2 separate regions of the Homo sapiens genome follow, and region 1 is linked to region 2. Evidence: chromatin contacts called from ENCODE Hi-C or POLR2A ChIA-PET data. All regions are on one chromosome and are shown on one strand. The core of a region is the stretch at or near the end of the contact, and the rest is flanking DNA. Distances in the headings are between cores, read along the strand shown.

What was found. A loop is a pair of places that touch in the nucleus more often than their neighbours do. ChIA-PET counts read pairs that join two places held with the same protein, here RNA polymerase II (POLR2A). Pooled maps may share reads with other maps.
Region 1: a loop to region 2 is called in a pooled map, with 3 times the contacts of the local background. The contact joins two enhancer-like sites. A Hi-C loop is called at or near these places in 1 of 168 maps with a recorded cell type or tissue (mammary epithelial cell) and 3 of 50 pooled maps. POLR2A ChIA-PET finds 5 or more read pairs at or near these places in 1 of 52 experiments (OCI-LY7).

The regions. Positions count from the first base shown.
Region 1 is chr4:75,489,574-75,496,304 of GRCh38, forward strand. RCHY1 (ring finger and CHY zinc finger domain containing 1) reads right to left here. Exons shown (of 9, transcript NM_015436.4): 4 at 4,528-4,606; 5 at 2,316-2,360; 6 at 2,151-2,209; 7 at 2,038-2,064; 8 at 1,008-1,128. Among named protein-coding and RNA genes, the nearest start is that of RCHY1, 21 kb to the right of the region's middle. Within about 2 kb of position 5,143, at least 2 of the 41 ENCODE cell types and tissues checked have a DNase peak (open chromatin) inside an H3K27ac peak, as active enhancers do.
Region 2 is chr4:74,681,171-74,687,267 of GRCh38, forward strand. No RefSeq gene overlaps it. Among named protein-coding and RNA genes, the nearest start is that of BTC, 110 kb to the right of the region's middle. Within about 2 kb of position 1,726, at least 5 of the 41 ENCODE cell types and tissues checked have a DNase peak (open chromatin) inside an H3K27ac peak, as active enhancers do.

The sequences.
Region 1 (6,731 bases), core at 3,893-6,392, 810 kb after region 2:
ATCCCCTTGGAGTGGAAAACGTAAGTTGACCCCTTACGAAATAATCACTGGAAGGCCTGTATACCTAATAATAAATAGAATCTCATGTATCTTCCACTACCAAACTCTGATATGACTAAATGCCGCAAGGCTTTTATGCATTATGCCAAAGTGTATTTTCACCAAGTAAAGAAAATTTTGATGGTCCAATGACTAAGAACAATCAAACCCTTCACAATCTAGAATCTGGAGACTGGGTCTCTGAGAACAACATCAGAGAAAGACTGCCTTTTCCACCTACACTAAAGCTTCTGGACTTTGAACTTAGGTTCATTATCTCACATTTCAGAAGGGACCCTCCACACTCTTGGAAGTGGACACCCATGAGAGACCTTAAGACAAAGTTAACCAGGAAAGTTTCTCCCCAGAAGCAAGCAGCATTTTAGTGTGGACAGTTTTTTCCCAAGATCATGAATCAAGACTTCTCTGTAATTATGACTCTTATCTCTCAATTTGTTCCTTGCTTATGATTCTGTGAACAACAGAAGTGAAAAAGGGGTCTCCTGTGTGCACTCCATAAAAATAAGTCTAAGATGGAATAAAAAGGGTAATAAACACTAAAAACCAAAACGTAATCTCAAAAATCAGCAAATATGTTCTCCTGAAATAAAATGTAAAATAATTAAAAATAAAATGTACTTAAAAAGTCCCACCAGTGATCCAACCCTAGTCAGTTATATTACTGACTGACTCTGGCAAGTAATATGTAAACAATTCAGAATGAAGTTTTTGCCTGCCATCTAGTGTTGGGAAAAACTACATAAAGGTATTCTTAAGACTTTTTTTTTCCCGATCTGAGCTACTTAACTAAAATTTAAAAATCATTTTGTGCTTTCCATTAATCATCACATTAGCATCTGTGTCAAACCAGTATATATATATTTTTTTTTTGGCAAATTCAAGCAGGAGGGCAAAAATAAGAGTGCCAACAAGGAGTCTACAAAGTTTTAAGTATTGATTCTACTCACATCCACAGTCATGTTCTGATATTCTGATGGCATAGGAGTCTGTGCTACTTCATCATCCAGCTGTCTCCAATACCTGGTCATATCTAAAGCAGAGTGCATACATAATGGACATCTGTAGCCTCTGAAAGAGATAGAAAGGTTATTTTCCAAATATTAAACAAGAATATATTAATTCAGGTATACAAGAAGATGCAGGCTAACTGCCACATGAACCATTCAAAACAGGCATTTTCCTCCATTTCAAGATAATCTCTTAGGAACCTGGGAACTTTCACACTATAAAACTTTTAAATTAATTCCTGTATACTTATTTAAAACTAAGTCTTTTTCCTCAGTACTCTAAAATGGAGAGGAATTAGTCCATATTCTTTGTAGAATACACTTCATATATTTTTATAAACTAATTAAGCTACTCCTTATCTAAACAACCTTAATTTCTTAATACACTCATGTAAAGAGACTGTATTTGTTTAAAATTATTCAGATATTATTTCCTTTCTAAAAATTTGAAAAAAAGAATGCTCTCTCTAGCTCTTCACATTTTTGCTCATCAATATGTAGGACCAAAATACAGTCTTCTCTTTTCAATTATTTTCATCTAATTTTAATATCTTTTCCATTAATAAAGTCTTAGCTTTAATGATCACTTCACCTACTTTCTTTTAGTTTACTATACTTGGCCAATATAACAACCTAACAAATTTTTGGCAATATTTTTCAGCATTTTTACAACACTATAACTGCATCTGGCAAAAACTGCACTTCCTGGTATATATGGCCAGAAAAAAAAGAGGTAACTACCTCAAATTGTGGGAGGAGACAAGATTTAAGAGAAACATATGGCAAAAGTGTAGTTCTATATCCAAGACACTTTGTCCTGTTTTAACAATATTCATCTACCCTACCCATTTCAATATAAATATTGCCATGCCCAATATAGTATAAGTAACAATGTTTGTCCACCTCCCCACACCACACACACAAAAAAGTCAAACATCTTACAATTATTTTTAAAATCCCAAACACTCACTCTTTCAACATTTCTTCATAACACGTTCTGAAAGAAAATATAAGATTATTTTAGTAAAACAAAAACTGTCTCCACTATTTTCAAACATCATTGAGAAAAAGATGTTACTTTACCTATGTAAAAGATGTCCACATGGCAAGACATGAGCAACAACACGGGATGTGTGAATGTCCTGTAAATGAAATAAATGTTAGTGCTTGTATGAAGACAATATAAACATCCAAGTATTTTAAATTCAAGAGCTGAGACTTCCAAAGTAAAAAATATTTTAAGCCTACCTCCAAACATATTGGACAATTCTGTCGGGACACATTTTCAATACACTGTTTAAAAGAGAAATTCACATTAACAAAAGCTTAACTAGATTAAAATGTCAGGTATAAAAATATTAATAATAAAAATTAACAAAACCAACTTACTAAAAATAATAGCTAACATTAATATATGCTTTTTATATGTAAGAAGAGTTTTTTAATAGTTATTTAAATCTCACACTATTTCAGGCTTGGCATATTATCTGATACAATGAAAATGTCAATAAACATTATTGAGATTACCTTCATTTCACAAATAAGGAAAGTGACTTAGGAATTCAAGACACTTACCCAAGATCCAAAGATAATAAGATTTGGAACCTTTGCATATTATGTATGTTTTACTCCAAAGCCAGTGACCTAAATTAGTAAGCTCAACTTACTAATAATATTGGTAATAATAGTTCATATTATTGAAATTTACTACATGCCATGTTCAGCACAGTACCTGTATAAGATCAATTAAATCTCACAATCCTAGATGAAATAGGCTATGATTGTTATACCATTTTACAGTTAAAGCAGTGGAGGCCTAGAGAAGCTAAGGAACTTCCAAAGTCACACATTAATAAGAGGCAGAATTAAACTGGAGCTCCAGCAGGCTAACTTCAGAGCCAGAGTTCTTAATTTGACAAGATGTAATGTCTGATTAAATCCAAGGAGGTAAGGGAAAGCACTGTGCCATGGAAGACTCCCAGGTTTTTAACGGAAGCACTTAATAGATGGCAGGACCACTTAGTAATATAGACAATAAAAGATAACTGAAAAACAACATAACAAAAAAAACCATAACAAAAAAATAGATGTAAGTTTTTGAAAGATGACAGTATAGTGGGGAGAAAAACCCTCAAAATAATAAGCTTAATAGTAAGTTTAAAAATCTAGACTGTAATCCTAGCTCTGCTATTTACCAGCCCTTGAGATTTTGGACTAGCCACCACTTTAGTCTTAACGTTTCTTATTTATAAAATAAAATTAATACATATTTCATTTGATTCTAAAGTGCACCTCACACATACATTTTAACATCCCCACAATTACAACATATCTGATCATCAGTGGCATCTCTGAGTTGATGGAATGTAAATGCTGAGGTGAGGATGCAATGAATTAGTGTGTGCACACACACTACACATGCTTTGGAAACCAGAACATCATAGAAATGTAATCTATAAGATACTATTGACTCCTGGCTATCTCCATTAGCATAGCTTGCCATCACCCCAAACTCAAGTTTAAAAACCAAACTCAATCTTTTATCTTCAAAAAATTTACAATCTACTAATCAAGTACCTTAAGCTGGGGCTGAAAATCTTCAGAGTCATCTTTACTCTGCCTCATTCTTTTTCCTTAATACCATTACCACATCATATATGTTCATTATTCATCTCAATTTTCCTCACCACTTTACTATTTAGGCCAAGTTCTAGCTAATATTATATTTCTGCAATAACTTCTTATTCTTATATTCTATCGAACCTACTATACTGCTAAGTAAATGATTTCAAACAGTCTCTTTCCAATTAATGTCTATCTGTCTCTCTCTCTCTCAACAGCTACAATGTTGCTACTTATACTGTTCTGCCTTATCTGGAATTTCCTATACTTGAACAAGTACGATTTACACTTCACTTTACACCAATCCTCCATTCTCTTAATTAAATTCTTACAGTAGATAGAATCAGTACTATAATGTAATACTTTATTAGATTTTTTTTTAAATAATGAAAAAGGGCCTGGGATTGTGACATAATTCCTACATCCAGATTTAAAATATGTATGTCTTAATTATAAAAAGAAATAGTAAAATATTTTCTGAATTTTCTTAGAATGTTGTGCTAATTAGGTTACACCATTCAGTATTTCTCCTGTTTTAAAGTTATTCTTAAAAGCAGTACCAATGGTAAGAATCCATAAACTAACTTGGAAGTTGCCAACATTATGCTAGTAAGTGATATAAGCATTCTTACACTACAGAGAAGAAAAGGAACTGTAGGTCAGATATTCTGAGGTACATATTTTAAAATATCTACTTGTTAATACTGCTTTTCAAAAAAGCAATATAGTTGCACTTGGAAATACATGAAAATTAGCATGCTTCCAAAACATATTAGAAGTTAAGCTTATTGCAAAAACACTGTAATATTTTTAAAATTATACAAACTAAATTATATACCTTGTGTCTTCCTTGAAGATTCATAGCTAGGCATAAGTTACATTTCAAACAATGGAAAAAATCTTCCTTTGGACCAATCCTAGCAAAACACATGAAAGCCAAAAGATTAGATTATTTTTTACTACAGTCATGATTTGTTCATTATGTAAAACACAAGTTTAGTCTCTGTAAAAAAAATTTCCAGCCACAATGGAGAATATGGGATAAATCCCTATCTCCCCAACATCCCTCTCCAAATGTAAGCACTATACACAGAGTGGTATCTACCCTTCTAGGGCTTTTTTTTCTTTTTCTATAAAATTGCAAAAAGAGAGAAACACAGACACACACACACATTTCGGGTTTGATTTCTTACATTAATGGATTCTTTCTACAGATGCCATTCTGCAACTTTTTTTCACTTGATATATTCTGAGGATTTTATGTCTGTCTACACAGAACCACTTCATTCTTCTTAATAGCTACATTAATGGCATGGATGTATACTAATTTTTTTAAATATTCCCTCAGAAAGATCATAATTTATGATCTTTAGTTGCTACAATGATACAGTAAACATCCTTGTCCAGACATCACTTAGTTCACATGTTGATTATTTTTTACGAGATTCCTAGAAGTGAAACTACTGAGTCAGAAGATGTTGCAACATTAATTGTGATACTGCCAAACTGACCTCCAAATAGACAGTACCAATTTATACTTCCACCAACACTGCATGAGAGTAACCATGTTCCCCACACTTTGGGTAACATGGTTACTTGTATTATAGACAAACAAAAGATGTCATTTTAATTTGCATTTCACAAATAATGAGACAGGGACTGTACATTAATGAACTACTTGGATTTCTCTGTGGATTGTCTGTTCATATGTTCTGTCCATTTTTCTACTGAAGTATTTGTTTTTAACCAATTTACTGGTAAAAAATATATCATGAATATTAGTTATTTATATAATGAATATCAATGTTTTCATTCGCATGTATTATATTTATATATCACCAATATCAATTTTTTATTTGCATATTTTATATTTACTTTTCTGGTCTGTGATTTCTCTTAACTTTGTCATATAGCCATTTTTAATTACTATGTGGTAAAAAGTCATCAATATTTTCCTGTATAGCTTATGCTTTCTGCCTCTTGTTTAGGAAACTTTTGTAACCTATAGATCATAAACAGACTCTCCTATGTATACTTCTAGTACTTACAGCTTTTCATTTTTATATTTTTCTTTAATCCATTTGAAATTTGCTATATATGGCAAAGGTTAGATTGCTACTTGTCCCTAAATTTCTATTCTCCACTTCTTCTACAATGATAGGGTATTTAGCTAGGCACTGAGCTATTCAGAACTGTCCTGAATAAAGACTATTTTCCAACATACCTGGACGTTGGGAACAGAAGAGATACATGAAAATTCTGCATTGTACCCTCAAGAGGAAAAATATGCCTTCCCTTCACCTAACTAGCCTTTCTACAGACCAGAATATGAGGCATTTTAGACTACAGAGACAAGAAAATATCTTATGGGTGACAAGGCAAAAAACAAGAAGAGCCTGAGTTCCTGTTTAGCTACACAACTCAGATTTATTTCCATGAGAAATGAACTTCTGCCTTTCTTGAACCACCATTACTTTGGGTTTCTGTCACAAGATGCTAAATCCATACTCTAATGAATACAGTTTGAAGAGTCAATTTTTGGTTTCCGAATGGATAATCAATTATCTTAATACTACCCTTTCCTGATTTGAAATGTCACTTTTGCCATAAATTCATATGTATAAATATTTGTCTGTGTATATACACACACACATATTTATCTATTCGTCTATTCCTGCACAAACAGCAAACTATTTGAATTACTATAGCTTTATCATGTTTTGATATGTGGAACGGCAATCCACTCTTCGTTGTCCTTCCTTCAAAATTTACTCAGCTATTGTGAATTTTCTCTTACAAATGAACTTTAGAATAGGCTGTCAAACTCCATAAGTAAAATTCTGCAGGGACGTTTCCACTACTGCCAAAGATAGAATAACGGAGATCAGACCTACCCTCCCATCTGAAAAAATAATGACAAAAGACAGAATATATGAAACAGCAGTTTCACTGAACATCAGGCAACAACACAGAGTGATCTGTGAGAGATAAGAAACAAAGTAAGTGAGCCCTAAAATTGCTCATTTATTGCCTAGAGAGTTT
Region 2 (6,097 bases), core at 476-2,975:
TCACCCAGCTTTTTAACTTTTTGTTGTTTCTACTTATGTTTTGTTATATTATGTCTGTCTATGTCTTGAAAAGTTGTAGTTATTATTTCCGATCAGTTCAATTTAGTGTTTCTACTAAAGATATGAATTGTTTGTACTTCACAATCATAATGTTTTAATATTAGTAATGTTTAGTAATTAGTAATATTACTTAGTGTTTTACTGTGTGTTTAATATTACCAGTGAGTTCTGTACTTTCAGATGAGTTCTTATTGCTCATTAATGCCCTTTCTTTCAGATTAAAGAACACTCGTTAGCATTTCTCATAGGACAGGTCTGGTGTTAATAAAATCCCTCAGCTTTTATTTGTCTGGGAGAGTCTTTATTTTTCCTTCAGATTTGAAGGATATTTTCATTGGATACACTATTCTAGGGCAAACGTTTTTGCCTCAACACTTTAAATATGGCATGCCAGTCTCTCCAGGCCTGTAAGATTTCAATGGAGAAGTCTACTGCCAGACATATTAGAGCTCCCTTGTGTGTTAATTTTTTTAATTTTCTCTTGATGCTTTTAGAATCATTTCTTTATCATTGACCTTTGTGAGTTTTATTATTAAATGTCTTGAAGTAGTCTTATTTGGATTAAATCTGCTTGGTGTTCTATAATCCTCTTGTACTTGAATATTGGTATCTTTCTCTAGGTTTGAGAAGTTCTTTGTTATTATCTCTTTGAATAAACTTTCTACTCTGATCTCTTGTTTAAGATCCTCTTTTAAGGCCAATACACTACAATTTGCCCTTTTAAGGCTATTTTCTAGATCATATAGGCATCCTTCATTATTTTCTCTTCTTTTTTCTTTTGTCTCTTCTGAGTCTGAATTTTCAAGTAGCCTGTCTTCAAACTGACCAATTCTGTCTTCTGCTTGATCGATTCTGCTATTAAAAGATTCTGATCCATTATTTACTATGTCAATTGCATTTTTCAGCTCCAGTATTTCTGCTTGATTCTTTTAAGTTATTTCTATCTCTTTGTTAAATTTATATGATAGAATGCTGAGTTCCTTCTCTGTGTTATATTTAATTTCATTGAGCTTCCTCAAATAACTATTTTGAATTCTCTTTCTGAAAGGTCACATATCTCTGCCTCTCCAGGATTAGTATCTGGTGAGTACCTTAATTCATTTGGTGAGGTCGTGTTTTCCTGGATGGTCTTGATGCCTGTGGATGTTCATTAGTGTCTGGATGTTCATAGAGTCAAGTATTTATTGTAGTCTTCACAGTCTGAGCTTGTTTGTACCAATTTATCCTAGGAAGGTTTTCCAAGTATTTGAAGGGACTTAGGTGTTATGACTTAAGTCTTTGGTCACTGCAGATTTATATGCATTAGGGTGCACCCCAAACCCAATAATGCAGTGGCTCTGCAGTGATGTGCAAGGCCTGCAGTGACAACTGCCTAGCTACTGCCTATGTTCACTCAAACCCCAAGGGTTCTACAATCAGCAGGTAGTGAATCCAACCAGGTTGGTGCCCTTCTCTTCAGAGCAGTGAGTTGCCTGTGGCTCCAGGTGAGGTCTAGAGATGTCTTCTGGGAGCCAAGGCCTAGAGTCAGGAATCTCCTTGGTGCACTATTTTACTGTGGCTGACCTGGCAACCAAGCCACAAGGCCAAGCCCTTTCCACTCTTCCCTCCCCTTTCCTCAAGCAGGACTCTCTCACTGTAGCCACCACAACTGGGAATGTGCTGAGTCATACCTGAAGCCAGCACAGTTCTGAGTCTTATCGAAGGCCCCTGGCAAGTACTGCCTGACTACCACTGCTGATTATTCAGGGCTGAAGGGCTCGTGAGTCAGCAGACCATGAATCCTACCAGGACTGGGTCCTTTCTGTCAAGGCAGCAGGTTCTCTTCTGGCCCAGAGTGTGCCCAGAAATGTTTTCTGGGAGGTGGGTCCTGGAAGTGGAGCCTCAGGACTCTTCCTGGTGCCCTATTACACTGTAGCTGAGCTGGCATCCAAGTTGCAAAACAGAGTCCTTCTATTCTCACCTCTCCTCTCCTCAAGCAGAAGGAGGAAGTCTCTTCTGGAGCTGCAAGCTATATTGCCTGGGGTTGAGGGAGGGGTGACACAAGGACTACTTGGCCACCCAGGCTTGTATCTCATGTGCACTCCAAGTTCACTGGTTCTGAGCCTAGCACAGCACCAGAACTTGCCAGGAATTGCAGTCTTTGTGACCTAGACTGACTTTCTAGTTTATTAAGAACTCCAGAGCACTTTAGCCCATGATGGTGGGACTTGCCATAACTCAGGTTCTGACAACTGGGATGGACAATTTGCCTCTGGCTAGGGCTGGTCTAAATGTGCCCCTGTGGTTACCAACTGAATTCTGACATGTGCTGTTTTCTACTATGACAAGGCAACACTGAGTTCCAATGCAAAGTCCCAATATCACTGCGCCTTCCCTCCAGCAAGCACCATATTCTCTCTCTGTGTCATGCAACTGCTGCCAGGAGGTGCGGGAGAGGTGCTGTAGGTGATTCAAGACTGTCTTTCTTGCCCTATTCAGTGCCTCTCTCTTTAATATGATGTTAAAACCAGGTACTGTGATGCCTTACCTGATTTCTGGTTCTTATGAAGGTGGTTTTTTGTGTGGATAGTTGTTCAGTTTGGTGTTCCTGTGAATGGGTATGGTGCCATTTCTCTCACTGCTGTCAAAAAAGAATTTCTCAAAAAACTGGAGTGTTTTATTTGGCCCTCTAGCTCTGCCTCACTTGAACATGTGATTATTTGTCATCTATATATATATCCTTCAGTAAAATGTCTCTTTATGTCTTTGGCTAATTTTCAAATTCGATTGTTTGTTGTTTTTCTTTAACTGTTGAGTTTTGAAAGTTGCTTGGCTACTAATCCTTTGTCAGATATATGGTTTGCAAATATTTTCTCCTACTCTGTAGTTTGTCTTTCATCCTCTTAATGGGATCTTTAACAAAACAAAAGTTTTACAATTTGATGAAATCCACTATGTCACTTTTTCCTTTGACAGATTATGCTTTTGGTATCAAGTCTAACAACTCTTTGCCTGGGCCTAGATCTAAAAAATTTTCTCTTGTTTTTTTCTAAAACTTTTATTTTTAGGTGTTACATTTATGCCTGTGATACATTTTTAGTTATTTTTTGTATAAAGTGTGAGACAGGTTGAGATTCACTTTTTTGTTGAAAAGGCTATTCTTTCTTCTTTCTCCATTGAATTGCTTTTGCATCTTTGTCAAAAATATGTTGGACAAGGACACACCAACAGAATAAAAAGGAAACCCATGAAATAGTCAAAAACATTTGCAAATCACATATCTGATAAGGGGTTAATATGCAGAATATATAAATGACTCCTAAAAGTCAGCAACAAAAAGCAAACAACTCAAATTTTAAAAATGGGCAAGGATTTGTAAGATATTTCTCCAAAGAAGATATAAAAATGGCCAGCGAATACATAAAAAGCTCAGCATCAATAATCATTAGGAAAATGCAAAGCAATGCTACAATGATATACTACTTCACACCTATTAGAATGGCTAGATTTTTTTAAAAGAAAAGAAAACAAAAATGAGTGTTGGAGAGGATGTGGCGGAATTGGAACCCTTGTATACTGTTGGTGATAAAGTAAAATAGTCAGCTGCTTTGGAAAGCAGTATGGCAGCTCCTCAAAAAATTAAAAATAGAATTGTCGTATGATTTATCAATTCCACTTATGGGCATATATCTGAACGACCTTAAAGCAAGAACTCAGTTAATAATGCATATTCAAAGCAGCATTATTTGCAATAGTCAAAAGGTGGGAAAAAAATCTATTAATAGATAAATGAATAAACTTAACATGGTATTTACAATAGAATATTATTCAGCCTTAAAAATGAATAAAATTCTGATACATGCTATAACATGGATGAACCTTGAGAACATTATGCTAAGTAAAATATGCCAGTCACAAAAGGACAAATACTATATGATTCTACTTATATGAGGTACCCAGAGTAGTCAAATTTATAGAGACATAAAATAGAATTTTGGTTGCCAGAGGCTGGGGGTTGGGTAAAGCTTGGCGTTATTGTTAAATGGGTACAGAATTTCAGTTTTGCAGAATAAGAGGTCTGTGGCTGCATGGTGGCAATGGTTACACATTACGCCACTGAAATGTGCACTTAAAAATGACTAAGAGGTAAATTTTATGTTTTGTATATTTTACAATAATAAAAAGAAGGAAAATCAGTTGGGCATATTGCGTGGGATTTTTCTGTTTTCTATTTTGCTCTGTTGATCTTTTTGTGTATTCCTTGCCAATACTCCACAGTTTTGATATTGCAGCTCTGTAATACATATTTAAATAAAGTAGAATGACTTATTTTATTCCTCCTCTTCTACATAAATTTTAGGGTAATTGTCTACACACACACACACACACATATATGTAAATCTAAATCTTGCTGAAATTTTGATGGAAGTTGCACTAAACCTGTACATCAATTTTGGGAGAACTGACATCTTTACTAACTGAGTCTTCCAATCCATGAATCTGTTGTTTCTCCGTTGATTTACATCTTCTCTGACTTATTTTATCAGCATTTTGTAATTTCCAGTATACAAGTTCTGTGAACATCTTTATTAGATTTACACAGAACTATTGCATCCTTCTGAGTGATTATTAAATGGTAGTGCATTTTTAATTTTTTGTCCATATTAATAGAACAACTAGCCAGAAAATCATTAAGAATATAAAAATTCAACAATGCCATCAAACAACAGGATCTAATAGACATGTGTAGAACATTCACCCAACAACAGCAGAATACATATTTTTTTTCAATTCCCATGTAACATATGCCAAAATAGACTCTTCTTTTATAGTTTACTTTCTGTTTAGAAACCCTTCTTTAGCCACCCTTTTCAGGTAGATTTACTGGCAAAACATCCTTAGTTTTCCATTACTTAGGAGTGTTTTGATCTCTTCTTCATTCCTGTGAAAGATATTTTCAATAGATATGGAATTCTGGGTTGATTTTCAGTATTTGAACATTTTTGTGACACTTCTTTTTGGTCTCCAGGATTTCTGATGAGCAAACTGCTTGTTGTTCAAATTGTTTCTCTCCTATGGGTATGGTGCCATTTCTCTCACTGCTTTCAAGACAAAAACTTCTTTGTCTTTAGTTTTCAGAAATCTGACTATGATGTTTCTTAACATGGACTTCTTTGGGTTTATCCAGTTTGGGATTTACTCAGCTTCTTAAATCTGTAGACTTGTGTCTTTTTCCAGCTTGGGTAATTTTTAGCATTATTTCTTCAAGTACTTTTTCAGGCTTATCTCTTTTCTCCTCTCCTCCCAGGAATCTGAATTCTCAAATGTTAGATCTTGTTTCATACTCTCCCAGTTCCCATCTCCCAGGTTCCAGGTCCAAGAGGCTTTGGCTCTGATTTTTCTTTTCTTTTTTTTTTTTTGAGATGCAGTCTCGCTCTGTCTCCCAGGCTGGAGTGCAGTGGCGCAATCTCGGCTCACTGCAATCTCCTCCTCCAGGGTTCAAGTAATTCTCCCTGCCTCAGCCTCCCAAGTAGCTGGGATCATAGGCAAATGCCACCACGCCCGGGTAATTTTTGTATTTTTTAGCAGAGAGGAGGTTTTGCTATGTTGGCCAGGCTGGTCTTGAACTGATCTCAGGTGATCTGCCTGCCTCTACCTCCCAAAGTGTTGGGATTACAGGCGTGAGCCACCGCACCTGGCCAGCTAGGATATTTTTGTTGTTGTTTTCTTTTGGGTTTTTTTGTTTTCATCTATTTTCTCTCTGTTCAGATTGGGTAATTCTATCATTCTATCTTCTGGTTCACTAATTCTTCCTTCTGCCCCACCCATTCTAGTACTGAGCTTATGCATTGAGGTTTTTTTATTTTATTTTATTTCATTTTATTTTATTTATTTTAGTTATGTATCTTGTAGTTCTAAAATTTCTAGTTGGTTTTTCTTTATATCTTCTGTTTCTTTGCTGATGGTTTTTATTTCTTTACTATCTAGTTTTTGCTTACTTCATACATGTTCTTACTGTTTCTTGGAGAATGTTCATGACTGCTGCTTTACAGTACTT